Linked DNA regions of Homo sapiens: regions 1, 2 and 3 are each linked to region 4. Evidence: chromatin loops called from intact Hi-C (ENCODE). Cell type or tissue: PC-3. All regions are shown on one strand. Each heading gives the region's core, and the rest is flanking DNA. Links, peaks and the distances in the headings are about the cores only.

Evidence for each region. Hi-C counts contacts between places; a loop is a spot of excess contacts. Peaks named below come from ENCODE experiments on the same cell type or tissue, not always from the same donor. Only the 100,000 strongest peaks of a DNase experiment are listed, where the experiment ranks them.
Region 1: a loop joins it to region 4, with 6 times the contacts of the local background. A loop is called at or near these places in 15 of 110 quality-filtered maps.
Region 2: a loop joins it to region 4, with 17 times the contacts of the local background. A loop is called at or near these places in 4 of 110 quality-filtered maps.
Region 3: a loop joins it to region 4, with 5 times the contacts of the local background. A loop is called at or near these places in 3 of 110 quality-filtered maps.

The regions. Positions count from the first base shown.
Region 1 is chr14:34,363,064-34,367,394 of GRCh38, forward strand. No RefSeq gene overlaps it. Among named protein-coding and RNA genes, the nearest start is that of SPTSSA, 97 kb to the right of the region's middle. In PC-3, for the core only: CTCF peaks have their summits at 1,614 (motif pointing left), 2,455 (motif pointing right) and 2,654; a DNase peak (open chromatin) is centred at 1,358; H3K4me3 peaks cover 105 bases; H3K27ac peaks cover 1,162 bases.
Region 2 is chr14:33,837,400-33,841,730 of GRCh38, forward strand. No RefSeq gene overlaps it. Among named protein-coding and RNA genes, the nearest start is that of EGLN3, 110 kb to the right of the region's middle. RefSeq lists a silencer at 2,204-2,498. In PC-3, for the core only: CTCF peaks have their summits at 2,375 (motif pointing right) and 2,580; no DNase peak of the experiment used is centred there.
Region 3 is chr14:34,429,817-34,434,001 of GRCh38, forward strand. SPTSSA (serine palmitoyltransferase small subunit A) reads right to left here. Exons shown (of 2, transcript NM_138288.4): 2 at 2,972-4,185. Among named protein-coding and RNA genes, the nearest start is that of SPTSSA, 30 kb to the right of the region's middle. In PC-3, for the core only: no CTCF peak of the experiment used is centred there; no DNase peak of the experiment used is centred there.
Region 4 is chr14:34,496,752-34,501,082 of GRCh38, forward strand. No RefSeq gene overlaps it. Among named protein-coding and RNA genes, the nearest start is that of SPTSSA, 37 kb to the left of the region's middle. RefSeq lists enhancers at 1-414, 1-984 and a silencer at 2,218-2,317. In PC-3, for the core only: a CTCF peak has its summit at 2,232; a DNase peak (open chromatin) is centred at 2,230; H3K27ac peaks cover 1,025 bases.

The sequences.
Region 1 (4,331 bases), core at 1,264-3,763, 130 kb before region 4:
AGTTTCTAATGTGTAATGGTCTGGGAACCTGACCATCAGCTTCATGAGTAGATGCCGTGCTCCTCCTCTGTGCAACTCTGCCAAACCCAAACTAAACAGAGCAAACAAGCCTGATTTCAACCCCCTGCAAGACTGTGGCAGCTTTCCTCTAGACTGGTGATCTATGTCACCCCTTAGTTATGTCTGTAGGAGGTTATGTGGGTTCAGTCAATTACTGAGGGGAATCTTGCTAAAAGATGTTTACAGATGCATTTAGAAGGTTGTGTAAAACATTGCAGCTTTTTCCCATCCAGTCCCTTGATACCTGGGGTCACTTTGCATTCTGATCTCTCTTCTCTTCCTCCACCCTGGTCCTTTCCCCTCTCTTCTGTCTGCTTCCCAGGGTCCCAACTCCTCCCTGGAATGGCAGTAGCAGAACCTTCCTGGGAATCACTGGAGGAGGCTTTTGATCCCAGAATCGAGTGTCCTCAGAAATAAAGTTTTCCATTACTTATACTCACTGGCTCATAGCATAAGTTCAGTACATTATTATGTTCATTATGTCTATGTTTTCCACAATTTTACCAAAGTCTGCTCCTGGGGAGGAGTAATGTGAAAGAGAAATTAGGAAGGAAGAACTGGAGAAAATTCTATACACCCTCTTATAACAAACAGCTTGGTCTTTACTCATTAAGCAATGAAAGCAATTAGATTCTGCTCTGCCTTCTCCCACTGCCGAGGGGAAGCGCTTCCCAAAAGTGAGCCACACCAGGCGTGGTGTGCACAGCCTGTCCCACATGAGAGCGTTGACAGGAACTGTAAGTCAAGGGCCCCAGGAGGTGTGTGAGAGTCATAGAGAGCCTTTTCCTCTCATCAAAGCAGGGCACACTAAGCTGCTCCTAGCCCAGGAGGACACCCTGGTTCCAAATCAAACCAGCTGTTTGCTGGTAACCATGTTAGCCAAGTTCAGAGTGGGAGGGGAGATAGGTTCTTACACATCATTTCCTGCATCCACTCCCTTAACGGGGCCCTTTATCATCCCACTCTGTTCCTTTCCTTCCTGGATGACTACAGTCTGCTTCTCACCGTGATGCCACTACTGGGGCACATAGCAGAGATCCCCAAACATTTGTTATCAGGTTTGAGATAACCAGTGTCATCATCAGGGTTCTCCATAGGAACAGAACCAATAGGGTGGGGGAAGTAGGGAGACAGAGATTAATTTAAGAAATTGGCTCACACAATCATGAGAGCTGATAAGTCTGAAATCCACGAGTTAGGCTGGCGAGTCCAGCAATAAGTTGATGTATTAAGTCTGACGATCTGGAGGCAGAATTCCTTCCTCTTCAAGGGACCTGAGTCTTTTAATGACTTCCGCTGACTCAGTGAGACCCACCCATATTGTGGAGAGCAATCTGCTTTCCCCAAAGTCCGCTGATTTAAATGTTAGTCACCTATTCTTAAAATACCTGCACAGCAACATCTAGATTTGCAAATAGCTGAACACAATAATTCAGTCAACTTGATACATAAAATTAACCATCACGATCAGAGTGAAGGGAGGATGTCGACCAGAGAACCTCTAAGTGAGAGAAGGACATACTGCCCCCAGCTGTGCACCTCATCTCACTGGAAACCCTGAAAACCTTCAGAAAGGGAGTTAAAGAAAGGGAAAAAAGGCCGGGCACGGTGGCTCACGCCTGTAATCCCAGCACTTTGGGAGGCCAAGGTGGGTGGATCACTTGAGGTCAGGAGTTCGAGACCAGCGTGGCCAACATGGTGAAACCCCATTTCTACTAAAAATACAAAAAAAAAAAAGAAAATTAGCTGGGCGTGATGGCAGGTGCCTGTAATCCCAGCTACTCAGGAGGCTGAGGCAGGAGAATCACTGGAACCCGGGAGGCAGAGGTTGCAGTGAGCTGAGATTGTGCCATTGCACTCCCGCGTTGGGGGGCAGAGCAAGACTTTATCTCAAAAAAAAATAAAAGAGGGAAAAAAAGCCCACAGTGGGAGCTCAACAGCTGCAATCATCTAGAAGGCACACAGTCTACATTCTGAGCAGAACACCCTCACTTCTTGAACCGCTAGATAAATTCCTCATTCTCCACATTAGTTTAAGCCATTTAACTTAGTATCGAAGTTGCTCACAAGAGACAAAAAGAACTGCAAAGAAATCTGAAGCTTACGCATATTCATATATTACTTTACTCACATAATATTGTCAGTAGTATTAGTATTGTGACTTCAAAACTGTTTTATGAAAATGTAGAAGAAAGCAAATAAAATATATTGATGTTATTAGGAACAAAGATTTTCAACGTAAGAGAAATTAGATGATATATAACATAAAACAGAGTTAAGAAGGGAAAAAACAACTCTGTAAAGTTGAAATTGGAACTCTCAGTTCAAACACATGATTGTGTATTTCTGAGCTTTGTCCACTAGAAGGAACTAAGAGCAATGAGATCCCAGTAGTGCTAAGCACAAATAGTACCCACACCTCGGCTTTTAAATACAGTTCCCTATTCAAAAGGATGAGAAATCCTCAGAGAAATGGCTGGTTCCAGGGCTCGGGCAGAGAACACAAAAGATGAGCCAAGGACATCTTCTGCCAGAAAGTAAAAGAAGTACGTAAGGACCAAGGGGGTTATATCAAAAGAAAACAGGAGGAAAACTGTGTGGCGACCTCTACCAAAGTAAACATACCCTATGAGCAAGGAATTCCACTTCTACCCCTATTCTCCTTACCCAAAAAAATGTGTTGACCCCAAGTACCAGAATGTTCATAGGGGCACATAATAGTCAAAACCTGGAATCATCCTTAATGTCCACCTACACTAGAATGAATAAATAAATGGCAGGAGCAATGAAAAACAAAGAACTGCAGCTGCACACACAAGAGTGAATCTCATGAGCATACAGACGTGCAAAGGAACCAGACAGAAAAGCGTACATGTGGTATGATTCCATTGACACAAAATTCCAAAACAGCCAAACTGATCAATAGGTTTAGAAGTAAAGCTGGTGGTTACTGGTGTGGGGACAAAAGTGATAGGAAGAGGGTGTGATTGGGGCTTCAGGCTCCTGGTAATGTTTTGTTTCTTGATCTAGGAGCTAGCTATTCATGTGTTTGCTTTGTGAACATTCTTTGAACTATAGACTTGATTTTTTGTGCATTTATCTATATGTTATATTTCAATGTAAAAATCATTTACTTTTTAAAAAGCCAACTTGTAGGCTGGGCACAGTGGCTGATGCATGTAATCCCGGCACTTTGGGAGGCCAAGGTGGGCAGATCACCTGAGGTCAGGAGGTCGAGACCAGCCTGGCCAACATGGTGAAACACTGTCTCTACTAAAAATACAAAAATTAGCCAGGCACAGTGGCAGACACCTGTAATCCCAGCTACTCAGGAGGCTGAGGCAGAAGAATTGCTTGGACCCAGGAGGCAGAGGTTGCAGTGAGCCAAGATCGCACCACAGCACTCCAGCCTGGGCAACAAAGTGAGACTCCATCTCAATAAATAAATAGCCGACTTGAAGGGTTTCCCACGGGCCGAATTGGATACAATTTAACGTCAAAAAGGATAATGATGGTAGCTCTTTATTAATGAAGATACGTGAATCCCAGGGCAGGGAGTGGGGAGGATAAACAGGACAGCTCTTCTTTACAAAAGTAAGACACTCATAAATGTAAAAGAAATGACAAAATTCGAAGATCACCATTTTGTAACCCCTGATATAATCATTGATTCATGTAACAATCACCAGTGGAAGCCAAAACCTTTGGATGAAAACTTGTTAGCATACGGGCTATCCCTAGAGTACCAAAGTACCATCCCAGGGACCACTTACTTTTACAAAGAAGAGAAACTGGGCCAGGCACAGTGGCTCATGCCTGTAATCCCAGCACTTTGGGAGGCCAAGGTGGGCGGATCACAAGGTTAGGAGTTCGAGACCAGCCTGGCCAACATGGTGAAACCCCGTCTCTACTAAAAATTCAAAAATTAGCTGGGCATGGTGGCACACGCCTGTAGTCCCAGCTACTTGGGAGACTGAGGCAGAAGAATTTCTTGAACCCGGGAGGCAGAGGTTGCAGTGAGCTGAGATCGCGCCACTGCACTCCAGCCTGGGTGATAGAGCAAGACTCCATCTCAAAAAATATATAAAATAAACAAAGAAGAGCAACTGTACCTTTGAAATGGAGAGGTATGGTGGTGACCACCTTAATCCAGTGATTGAATTTCACATCACAAAAAATGGAACACTGTGGCATTACATGCTTCCTGATATGATGCAAATTCAACAACCTAATCTAAGGCAGTAGCGCTTCTTAATTGCATTAGAATCACC
Region 2 (4,331 bases), core at 842-3,341, 660 kb before region 4:
GTAATCAGCACGACACCTGGCATGTAATAAATGCTCAGTAAGTATTGTTCTTGCTGTTAAACTCTGTTGATCTGGGAGCAAGTAGCCCCAGGCATAATATTCCCCAACTTTGCCCTCCTGGCTCACTTAAATGTAACCAGACTGGGTTCTTTGATTTTAACTTGTGAGAGAGAAAAGAATTTTTTCCCTAAAGTTTCTGAAACTTAAACATTAAAATACTCACTTGAGGAGGAATGGGGTGATTTGCTCAAAAAGTACAAAGTTTCAGGTAGACAGGATGAATTACTATTGTACAGTCACCATGCTGTCCAATAATCTTCAGATTAGTTATTCAGATTATATATTTAATAAGTGTATTAAACACTTGAAAATTGCTAACAGATCTTAAATGTTCTCACCCCAAAAAATACTATGTGAGATGATAGATATGTTAATTAGCTTGTCTGTGGCAATATTTCACAATGTATACATATATTAAAACATTATGTTGTACACTACAAATATATACAATTAGTCAATTATACCTCAATAAAACTGAAAAAATAGTCACTTGAGGCAAGAGCTATGGAAATGTATCTGCCCCCAGATTCGGGTCTCCTAAGTAGTTTTTTTGGGGGATCAAATTCCATAGAAGCATACTGGCAACTCGACCTAGAGGAAAGCCTGGGCTTTTTTTCTACATTTGTGTAACTGATGTCTGAAGAACGTCAGAACAAACAATCAGGAACATTATAGGAACTGCCTTCCTGAAACTGCAGCAAGCCAGATCAAGTAATGAGCTCATTTGGAAACCCTAGAGACACAGTTTCAAGAAGAGAAGCATACAGAGACTAAAGGGGCCATTTTTAAGTAAAAGATAAATAACATTTTTAAGAAAATTGTTTATTTGGAAAGACTTCAAGCCTACAGTCAGTTAGTAAGATGCTAATTGTTTCTTCTGTAATAATTCCCTTAACCCTAAACTATGGTCAAGACCTTTAAAGAAAGCTTCTGCATTAAGTCAGACTCCATTTCATAAACACACGTACTAGCTCTTTTGACAAAGAATCTGGCAGGAAGTCATGAGCTCTGTTTCCCAGCTGAGGTCAAAAGTCACCAGATATGAAGCAGATTATAGAGAACAAAGGTAAGTCCCAAATTAAATTCTATCCATAGCTTGACTCCTAGAGGTCAAACCTCTAGAGCAGGTCTTAAAATTTAGTGTGCCTAGGAAATGACTTGAGATGCTTGAATTTGGGAGCCATATGTTCAGGGTTTCTTGCTTTGCTTTGCTTTGCTTTGCTTTTCTCTTTTTTTGAGTCGGGGTCTCACTTTGTCACCCAGGCTGAAGTGCAGTGGTGCAGTCATGGCTCACTGCAGCCTCAATCTTCCAGGCTAAGGTGAACCTCCCACCTCAGCCGCACAAGTAGCTGGAACCACACGCATGCGCCACCATGCCTGGCTAATTTTTGTATTTTTGGTAGAGGTACAGTTTTGTCATGTTGCCTAGGCTAGTCTCAAACTCCTGAGCTCAAGCGAACCGCCAGCCTAGGCCTCCCAAAGTGCTGAGATTAAAGGCGTGAGCCACTGCGCCGAGCCAGTTTTTTTCTATTGATTCATAATAATTGTACATATTTATGGGGTACACAGTGGTGTTTTGATACAATGTACAGTGATCAGATCAGGGCAATTAGCATATCCATCATCTCAAACATTTTTCATTTCTTTGTGTTAGGACACATTTCATTCTTATTCATTCAGCAAAGATTTATTGAATGGCTTATGTGTTGGGTGTGGGGATACCAACAAGACCCCTATCTTCACCAAAGCTTATTGTCCAATGGGGCACATGAACAATAATCAGACAATTACAATGCAACACCGGCTAAACGCAACACTGTCATCAGAGACGATTCTCACTTACTCTTCAAAGATCTTCCCAGAAATCAGGGAGTTAAGCCAAAGAAACATGAGAACCAACATCTGTTGGACAATCGTGAGGTGCCAGGCCATTTGTACACACTTGCCCATTTAATCCCCAGGCAGGTAATGTTATCCCCCTTTCCCAGGGGAAGAAACTGTCCGCGTACAAAGGTGGGCTACTCTGGGCCTGGAGTCCAGGTCTTTCTGCCTCCAAAGCCCATGTTCAGATCCACGGGATCCGGCTCACAGTGATAACGACTGCATTCAAGGCTGTATGGCTATGAAATGGCACTGGAGTTTGGGTCACCTGGGTTTTCCAATTGATCATACATTACTGTAGAAGATGGAGAGAGAAACTAATGAATGAAAATAATACAGAAATGCACATAAGAAAATCCTTTGGACAGAGCCATTGTGAAGTGCAAGGAAACTCCCCTTCCACGGCCCTGCGTGGGGTTTCGTGGATACCCCTCGGGTCGAGGGAGATCTTGGCCACTAGAGGGCAGAGTGTACATTGAACAATCACAGCAAAAATCCCAAAGCCCGTTATGAGAAAGAGACCTAATGCTGCATGCTTCATTAACTATTCCAGTGCTGGTAAATATCTGCTGCCCTCCTGTGCAGACAAGGAGCAGATAAAAAATTTTAATGCTAGAATATGACACCTAATCACTGCATTTCGGAACACAATGTGGGGGAGGACTCTTCTGATTGTCTCCATCCATTTCCAGTATTCTTAGAATTATAAGCTGCACACAGTTCAATTAACCCTAAGATTGACGAGGAAAGCCTTCTCCAGTATACTATAAACTTTCCCAATAGCATGAAGCACACAGTGAGTTTAAAAAAGTAAAGAGTTGGCCCTTATTGCCGATGTAACAGCAATAGCCAGACAATAGCCACAGTAATAGCAATAACAGGGAGTTTGGAATGGGCATAGGGTTCATTCCTGGGTCTATTTCTTACCAACTGTCACTTTTTGGGCCAAATTATTTAACCTCTATGAACCCCAGTTTCCTCAGGTATAAATAAAACCTACCCAATAAGTTTGTTGTGAGGCTTAAATTATTAAATACAAATTCTTAGCATAGTCATCAGTCGCTACTGGTAGCTGCTTCATTATGATAATTCATTATTAATAGTAATAGAGTTTTAGCTCCACATTGATATCACAGACATTAAAGCCTCTCCAAAGGCTGTCTTGCCTTCCTGTTGTCACAAAGCCCCTGCACCGTACTCATCATCTCCTCTTTCTTGTTGTAAATGAAGACATTTCCCTCCTCATCAGACAAAGGCCAGTTCTTCCATCTGCAGCCTGGAGGCTCCATCTTCCCACCTTCTTGGGAACTTGACGCTTTCAGTCATCATTTGTCATGTGTGGCTCCTGAGTCTTTACCTTCTCCCTCTTCCTTGCCTCCTTCCATTCTCACATTTAAACATGTTCTAGTCTCTTCTATCTTAAAAGCAAAAACAAGTAAACAAACCCTAACCTCTCCCACTCCCCACAGATGCCTTGAGCTACAGCCTCTATCTCTCCTCACTTTGCAATGAAACTTCTCAGCAGAGCTCCCTGCAAGCCAGTCCCGTTTCCTCCTGTCTACCCACTTCTTAGCTCATTCCAATGTCATTCCGTCTGCCTGCCCTCACAGTGCCTCACATGGCCACGCTACCTCCAGTCTAAGCTCTTCAGTTCTCTTCTTACTTGACCTCTTGGCAGCTTTGCCACAGGTGACCTTCTGAGAACACTGCTGTCCCTCAGGCCCAGGAACACCAAACTATTCCTCAGTGTCTGGGGCTGACTCTGCCATCTTGCCCTAGCCTATTGATGCTGGAATCTTCCAGGCTCTGTCTCAGGCCCTCTTCTTTTCTTATTCTACCCCCTTCTTAGGTGCTTTTGTCTATTCCCACAGATCCAGCTCCATCTCCAAACCCATGTTCCTGGATATCACCCCTGAATGTCTCGTAGGCACCTCAAGCTCGATATGAACCAAACTAAATTACCTCCTCACTTCCTGCACCTCCTCCTGCTGCACACACAGTGAACCCAGCTCTTCAGCAGTCTCTCACTGTGAAATTTGCATCCCCATGCAGCCAGGTATTTAAGTCAAATTTGGCAAACGCTCTTAATATTTTCATTTATTTTATTCCTCACATCAAATCAATTGTGATTCCTGTCCACTCTGTCTACTAGATTTTTCTTCAGATCTTTTCCTTTTTTTCTTCCCACTGTCCCCCACCATCAATCTAAGCTACCACCATCTTTTGCCTGCCCCTCTCCATTCCAGCAGAGAAATATTTCTAAATGTTGGTTTTACCCATGTCATATCCCACATTTAAAATCCTGCGCTAATATAGTTCTTTGGGTAAAATCCAGAATCCTCAAAGACTCCTAAACTTGTCATCTTTATCTGGCCCTGTGCTACCTCTCC
Region 3 (4,185 bases), core at 1,686-4,185, 66 kb before region 4:
GACCAGGTGATATCTGTATGTGCAGATGGTTGCATTACAGGAAAGGAACCCTGAGCATAGGGAACATAAAGCTTTTATAATGCCGTTTGGTCCAGAAAGAGGCACTCTCTATCTTCCAAGGCTCTAAATATACCTGCCCTTCATTTTGGAGGGAGATACTATCTCTATCTTCTCTATCATATAAACATCCTTGAAAAATTATGCAGTCAGTACCTCTGCTTATAAGATATACAGAAACACTAGTGGTCCATGGAGACTCATCTAATTAGCCATACCTTGTTTTGTTGCACATCACTTTGTTGTGCTTCAGACATTGCATTTTTTACATGATGAAGGTTCGTAGCAATGCTCTCAATCGACCCTGCAAGTCTATGGCACCATTTTTCCAGCCTCGAGTGCTCATTTCATATCTCTGTCACATTTTGGTAATTCCTGCAACATTTCAAACTTTTCCATTATTATTATATCCGTTATGGTAATCTGTGATGTTATTGTTTTGGGGTGCCACAAACCATCCCTATTTAACAGGTGAACTTAATTGATAAATGTTGTGTATGTTCTGCCTGCTCCACTGACCAGCAGTTCTTCTGTGTCTCTCTCTCTGCAGGGCTCCTCATTCCCTGAGACATAACACTATTGAAATTAGGCCAATTAATAACCCTACTATGGCCTCTAAATGTTCACGTGAAAATAAGAGTCACACATCTATTTATTATTTTTTGAGATGGGGGTCTCACTCTGTCGCTCAGGCTGGAGTGCAGTGGTGCGATTGTGGCTGACTGCAGCCTCAACCTCCCAGGCTCAGGCGATCCTCCCACCTCAGCCTCCCAACTTGCTGTGACTACAGGTGTATACCACCATGCCTGGTTAATTTTTTTTTTTTAAGTTTTTGTAGAGATGGGGTCGTGCCATGTTGCCCAGGCTGGTCTCTAACTCCTGGGCTCAAGCAATCCTTCCGCCTCAGCCTCCCAAAGTGCTGAGGTTACAGACACGAGCCACTGTGCCTGGCCACATTTCTCACTTTAAATCAAAAGCTAGAAATATTCCAGGCTGCTGATAGGGAAAAATAATAATAAATTGTTTTAAAGCTAGAAATGCTACTCCTGTGAACACACAAATGGCAAGAAAGTATTACAGACTTAGTGCTGAAAATAAATAAAGTCTTAGTGGTCTGGATAAAACATCAAACCAGCCACAATATTCCCTTAAGCTAAAGCCTAATTCAGAGCAAGGCCCTAGCTCTCTTCAATTCTACGAAGGCTGAGAGAGGTAAGGTAGCTGCAGAAGAAAAGTTTGAAGCTAGTGTAAGTTGGTTCATGAGGTTTAAGGAAAGAAGTCATCTTCGTAAGATAAAAGTGCAAGGTAAAGCAGCAAATGCTGATTTGGAAGATGTGGCAAATAATGCAGCTACGGCTAAGATCATTGATGAAGATGGCTATACTAAATAAGATTTTCACTGTAGACAAAACAGCCTTATATTGGAAGACACCCTCTAGAATTTACATAGCTAGAGAGAAGTCAATGCCTGGCTTCAAAACTTCAAAGGCTGACTCTTGTTAGGGGTTAATGCAGCTGGTAACTTTAAGTTGAAACTAATGTTTATTTACCATTACAAAAATCCTAGGGCCCTTAAGAATTATGCTAAATCAGGCCGGGCGTGGTGGCTCATGCCTGTAATCCCAGCACTTTGGGAGGCCGAGGTGGACGGATCACGAGGTCAAGAGATTGAGACCATCCTGGCCAACACGGTGAAACCCCGTCTCTACTAAAAATACAAAAATTAGCTGGGTGCAGTGGTGCGCGCCTGTAGTCCCAGCTACTCGGGAGGCTGAGGTAGGAGAATCGCCTGAACCCGGGAGGCAGTGGCTGCAGTGAAACGAGATCACACCACTGCACTCCAGCCTGGTGACAGAGACTCTGTATCAAAAAAAAAAAAAAAAAGAATTATGTTAAATCTACTCTGCCTGTGCTCTATTAATGGAACTTTGCAATAAAGACTGGTGACAGCACATTTATGACATGGTTTACCAAATATTTTAAGCCCACCATTGAGACCTACTACTATTTTGAAGATTCTCTTCAAAATATTACTGCTCATTAACAATGCATCTAGTCACCCAAGAGCTCTGATAGAGATGTACAAGGAGATTAATATCATTTCCATGCCTGCCAACACAGCATCCATTCTGTGGCCCATGGATCAAGGATTTACCTTGACTTTGAGGTCTTTATTATTTAAGAAATACATTTTGTAAGGCTATAGCTGCCATAGGTAGTAATTACTCTGATGGACCTAGGCAGTCAATTGAAAAGCTTCCAGAAATGATTCACCATTCTAGATGCCATTATAATAAAAGATTTATGATTCATGGGAGGAGGTCAAAATATTAACAGTAACAGGAGTTGCAAAGTTGATTCCAACTTTTATGGATGACTTGGAGGGGTTCAAAATTTCAGTGGAGGAAGTTAACTGTAGATATGCTAAAAATAGCAAGAGAACTACATATGGAGCCTGATGATGTGAGTGAATTACTGCAATCTCACGGTAAAACTTGAACAGACAAGGTTTTGCCTTTTATGGATGAGCAAAGAAAGTGGTTTCTTGAGATGGCATATACACCTGGTGAAGGTGCTATGAACATTGTTGAAATTACAATGAAGGACTTAGGATATTTTATAAACTTAGTTGATAAAGCAGCAGCAGGGTTTGAAAGGATTGCTTCCAATTTTGGAGGAAGTTCCATTGTGGGTAAAAGGCTATCAAATAGCTTACATGCTACAGAGAAATCTTTCATGAATGAAGAGTTGATCAATGCAGCAAACTTTATTGTTGTCTTATTTTTAAAAATTGCCATAGCCACCCCAACCTTCCGCAACCATGACCCAGATCAGTCAGCAGCCATCAACATCAAGGCAAGACCCTCCACCAACAAAAAATTATGACTTGTTGAAGGCTCAAATAATCATTAGCTTTTTTCAGCAATAAATAATTCTTTAATTAAGATAGGTATATTGGGTGTTTTTTTTTTTTAGCCATAATGCTACTGCACACTTAATAGACTACAGGATGGTGTAAATGTAACTTTTATATGCAGGGGAAAACCAAAAAACTTCATGTGACTCACTTTATTGAGATATTCACTTTATTGCAGTGGTCTGAAACTGAACCCACAATAACTACAAGGTATGCTTGTAAATACCTTATTTTTAACAAAAAGTGAAAATGATTTCCCTGTTATTTACTAACAAATAGACCAGACATTTGCATCAGACAGTGAGCATAAACTTCTCTGATCACCTCTCAAGAGACATCTCCCATTTCTCTTTTGACTCTCCTCAAGATTTCCTGTAAGACCAAACTTTATCTTCCATATGTCTCACAGGTCAGTGTTCATAATAACCATCAGTTATACAACAGCAATTTAATGAATCTCAGAGTGAAGACAAATTGCCGGTTTCTGAGTAGAGGGCCAGGATAGGTCACCTGGATACTCATTGAAACTAATGATTCTCAACTTCTCCTGCCTTCAACTCACCAGAGGAATATTAGACATCCACTTGTTAGTGGTTCTCTATGGGGGATAGTAGAGGAAAGCCAAATTTGGGCATTAATAGAACAAATCTTATGTTAAATCCTCGTATTATTTTTCTTGAGATAATATGACTACAGCTCAGATATAACCATATCCAATTTTTAACTACTTCAAACCAAGTAATTCCATATTATTCTCACTACTCCTATCTAATTGTGGTATCAATTGGCTCTAAAAATATTAAACACATATATATTACTTGAGACCTCTAGACTATAAAATACTTCAAAAGTCTAGTCCTTAAAACGTAGGGCAAAAAATACCTCAATTTTGGCCGGGCGCGGTGGCTCACGCCTGTAAACCCAGCACTTTGGGAGGCCGAGGCAGGTGGATCAGGAGGTCAGGAGTTTGAGACCATCCTGGCCAACACAGTGAAACCCCGTCTCTACTACAGATACAAAAAATTAGCCAGGCATGGTGGCAGGTGCCTGTAATCCCAGCTATTCAGGAGGCTGAGGCAGGAGAATCACTTGATCCCAGGAGATGGAGGTTGCAGTGAACCGAGATCATGCTGTTGCACTCCATCCTGGGCGACAGGGCAAGACTCCGTCTCAAAAAAAAAAAAACAAAAAAACAACCCAGCAACACACAT
Region 4 (4,331 bases), core at 1,130-3,629:
TTCCCATCAGAGCTTGTGCAAAGAGGAAGCATTAGTGCTTCCTCCATCACTAAAGGAGAGGCCTTGCTTTTGAAGGCGGGGCCAGAGATTCTGCAAGTAGCTCACAGCGTGGCTTAAGGCTCTGCGTGAAGGCTCAAGTTAGCCGATTTTGACACATATGCAAATGATTATTTGCTAATCAAGCAACAACCAGAGTCATTAGCGCCTTTACAGCCCTTGGGATTGTGAGGACAAGTTGGTCAGGAGACAGGTGGCGCTCACTACCCCCATCTTGGATCCGTTGAGAGTTGCAGATCAGTAAAAACTTGGGAGCAACCCCGATGACTCATCTCTGAGTTGTCTCAACAGTGTGTTCCGGGAACTGGTAGAACAAATGGAATCTTTCAAAGGCCCGGGTCGCAAGAAGCTCACAGCCCAGATACGTAAGCATTACGCACAATTCCATTACCCCTGCAAGGCAAGCAGCCCATGCCAGCAACAGAGGCCAACCAGCCACAGGCTTCACTCAGGCAGCTTTGGTTTCATCTACAGATCCTGCTTTATTGTAACATGAGCACTGATGAAAAATTGGTAGGACTGAGAAAGTTAAAACTCTGTGCTGCCCAGATTAGGATAACAGACACACATAAAGGCATCTACAAAATTAAGAAGAAAGCGTCTCTCCCAATGACACATTACAGCTGTAAAGTATTGTCTTCTTTGAATGACCACTGCTCTCTTACTGAAATCCTTTGTTCTTTGAAATCACAGAGTATCAGAAACTTTGCTGTATGAAATTCTATCAGTAAGAATGAAATATTCCACTCTTGGCCAGGTGACTCTAAGTCACCTTAATACAGAGAAGCAGCCTTAATTGACAACCCAAGTCTAAGGCTTCCGAATGGGGATCTGTGTACACAGCATTCCTCATCTAAACTTTGCAGTTTCCAAGGAAACAGCACTCTAAGGGCATTTTGCAGTTCAGGCCTGACATTGATTTTTTTACACAAGCCCTGTTTTGCTTTGAGTTGTCAAAACACTGCTTCATTGAAAGTTTATCTCCACCCTTCCCCCAAATCCTACATAAACTGTCCTTTGAGGGCAGGCGTGGTGGCTCATGCCTGTAATCCCAGCACTTTGGGAGGCTGAGGCAGGCGGATCACTTGAGGTCGGGAGTTCTAGACCAGCCTGGACCCGTCTCTACTAAAAATACAAAAATTAGCAAGGCGTGGTGGCAGGCGTCTGTTATCCCAGCTACTGGGAGGCTGAGGCAGGAGAATCATTTGAACCTGGGAAGCGGAGATTGGAGTGAGCCCAGATCATGCCACTGCACTCTAGCCTGGACAAGAGCAAAACTCCCTCTCAAAAAAAAATAAATAAATAAAATAAAACACACACACAGAAAAACAAACAAAAAACTGTCCTTTGGTCCTCTGGTGTACAGTCTACCTCATTGCAACGGGTTAATAAACCTGACTTTCTCAGATTCCAAGTCTGTGCCTGAATGGGCTAGGACTGCATCGCAATCTATGAGAACCCTGCTGGTCTCAAAAAGGCTACATAACAATCTGTTTAGTATAGTATTTGGGATATGACTATACAGGTGTTGCAGGGAAAAACATTTAGCAAATTTATGCCTGAGATTCAGTTTCTTAATAAATATAGTCATTTGTTAGCTTAAAACTTAATTCTGTCCTTGAATTATGATTATTAAAATGTGAAAATAGCATTTTAAGAGCCTTAAAGTCTGCTTTAAAAGAAAAGTAAGATATGGGACCAGGCATGGTGCCTCACACCTGTAATCCCAGCAGTTTGGGAAGCCCAGGTGGGAGGATTGCTTGAGCCCAGGAATTTGAGACCAGCCTGGGCAACATAGTGAACCCTTGTCTCTAAAAAAAAAAAAAAAATTGTTTTTTAATTAGCAAGGCATGGTGGGCACACCTATAGTCCCAGCTACTTGGGAAGCTGAGAGGGAGGATTGCTTGAGCCTGGGAGGTAGAGGCTGCAGTGAGCCATGACTGCACCACTGCACTCCAGCCTGCTCAACAGAGCAAGACTCTGTCTTGAAAATATATACACGGAAAATTTGCATTCAGAGAAAAAAAATTCTCAGAGTTTGGTCAAAGAAAGTTAGCCTCACAGGGCTGAATTCCTGGCCAATTCATACTAATCCTGTAAGACTTGGCTCAAACATTCTCTCTTCTTGAAAGCTGTCCCTAATCCTTCTCTTCTATACTCTGGTGGCACCTGCTGTTATATTTGTGCCATGGCACACGCCAACCACAATATTGGGGTTGTTGGTTTACCTGTTTTCCCTGTTCATCTCAACTCATTGAGAGCAGAGCCCCTGTCACTGATCTGTAAATTGCACCTGGCACACAGGAGGAACTCAATTCATGATGAATAGATGAAGCTGTGAATGGAGGGGAGGTTAGGAGCAAGAAAACCAGTTGGAAGATGGTTGTGATGGTCCACAAGGGATGAACATAACCTGGACACCGTGTTTGACTAGATGAAAAAGTAGATGAGTATGGAACATTATATTTTATTCTATTTTTATTATTTTTTGAGATGGAGTTTTGCTCTTGTTGCCCAGGCTGGAGTGCAGTGGCGTGATCTCAGCTCAATGCAACCTCCGCCTCCCGGGTTCAAGTGATTCTCCTGCCTCAGCCTCCTGAGTAGGTGGGATTAGAGGCGCCTGCCACCACGCCTGACTAATTTTTTTTTCTTTTTTTTTTTGAGCTAGAGTCTGACTCTGTCGCCCAGGCTGGAGTGAAGTGCAGCAGGCTGGTCTTGAACTCCTGACCACAGGTGATCCGCCCACCTCGGCCTCCCAAAGTGCTGGGATTACAGGCATGAGCCACTGCGTCTGGCCTAATTTTTGTATTTTTAGTAGAGACAGGGTTCCGCCATGCTGGCCAGGCTGGTCTTGAATTCCTGACATCAGGTGATCTGCCTGCCTTGGCCCCCCAAAGTGCTGGGATTACAGGTGTGAGCTACCGCGCCCAGCCTTGGAACATTTTAAAGGAAGAAGAGGCTGGGTGTGGTGGCTCACGCCTGTAATCCCAACTGGGAGGCCGAGGCTGGAGGATCACTTGAGGTCAAGAGTTCAAGATCAGCCTGGCCAATATGGTGAAGCCCTGTCTCCACTAAAAATACATAAATTACCCAGGAATGGTGGTGGATGCCTGTAATCCCAGCTAGTTGGGAGGCTGTTGCTAGAGAATCGCTTGAACCTAGGAGGCAGAGGTTGCAGTGAGCCAAGATCGCGCCACTGCACTCCAGCCTGGGCAACAGAGGGAAACTGTGTCTCAAAAATAGGTAAGTAAATAAATAAATAAAGGATTAAAGGAATAAATAAAATAAAGACTTGATGATTAAGTGAAAACAAGAAACAAAGAATAGAGAATCAAATAAATTTAAAATTTTTTAAACCTACACAGATAGGGAGTGGAAACTACAACTGGAATAGAGGAATCCTAAAGTAGCTAGTTCATGCATTTGAGATAAGATTTTGCGAGATCCTTGGAAAATCTATTATGCTTTTGGACATTCAAAATTAAAGTCAAGGCTCAAAATAGACTTGGGAGTCATTAACATTGAGGCTGAAACTTTTTTTAAAAAGTAGATGAACTCTCTGAAGAAGAGACTGTGTGTTGAGTACAAGGCTGAAACACTGAAACTTGGAAAATGCAAAGGTCTAAAGCAAAAAAGGAGGGAGGAAGAGGCAACAAAGATGAGTGTGTTCATGGAGAAACAGGGAAGTGCAACAACCCAGACACCAATGGAGAAGCGCTGCCTGCAGGGGAGGAGAGGAAAACCCAAGAGAATCACCTGAAAAACTATTCAAACTCAAAGTTCAGCAAGGTGCTAAGTTGCAAAGTACAGCAACCACTTACAACAATTGATGGCTTTCCTCCAACTATAGCCTATTACAAAATATAATGGACAGGCCGGGCGCAGTGGCTCACACCTGTAATCCCAGCACTTTGGGAGGCCAAGGCGGGTGGATTACCTGAGGTCAGGAGTTCGAGACCATCCTGACCAACAAAGTAAAACCCCGTCTCTACTAAAAATACAAAAATTAGCCAGGTGTGGTGGCAGTCTGTAGTCCCAGGTACTCAGGAGGCTGAGACAGGAGAATTGCTTGAACCCGGGAGGCGGAGGTTGCAGTGAGCACCATTGCACTCCAGCCTGGGCAACAGGAAAGACTCCGTCTCAAAAAAAAAAAAAAAAAAAAAAAAAAAAGAAAATATAATGGACAAAAGATCCCATTTGTAATGGCAAAAGCCAAAAGATAATAATGACAGATAAACTATAAAAATGTGTGGTACTTTTGAAAATATAATGGA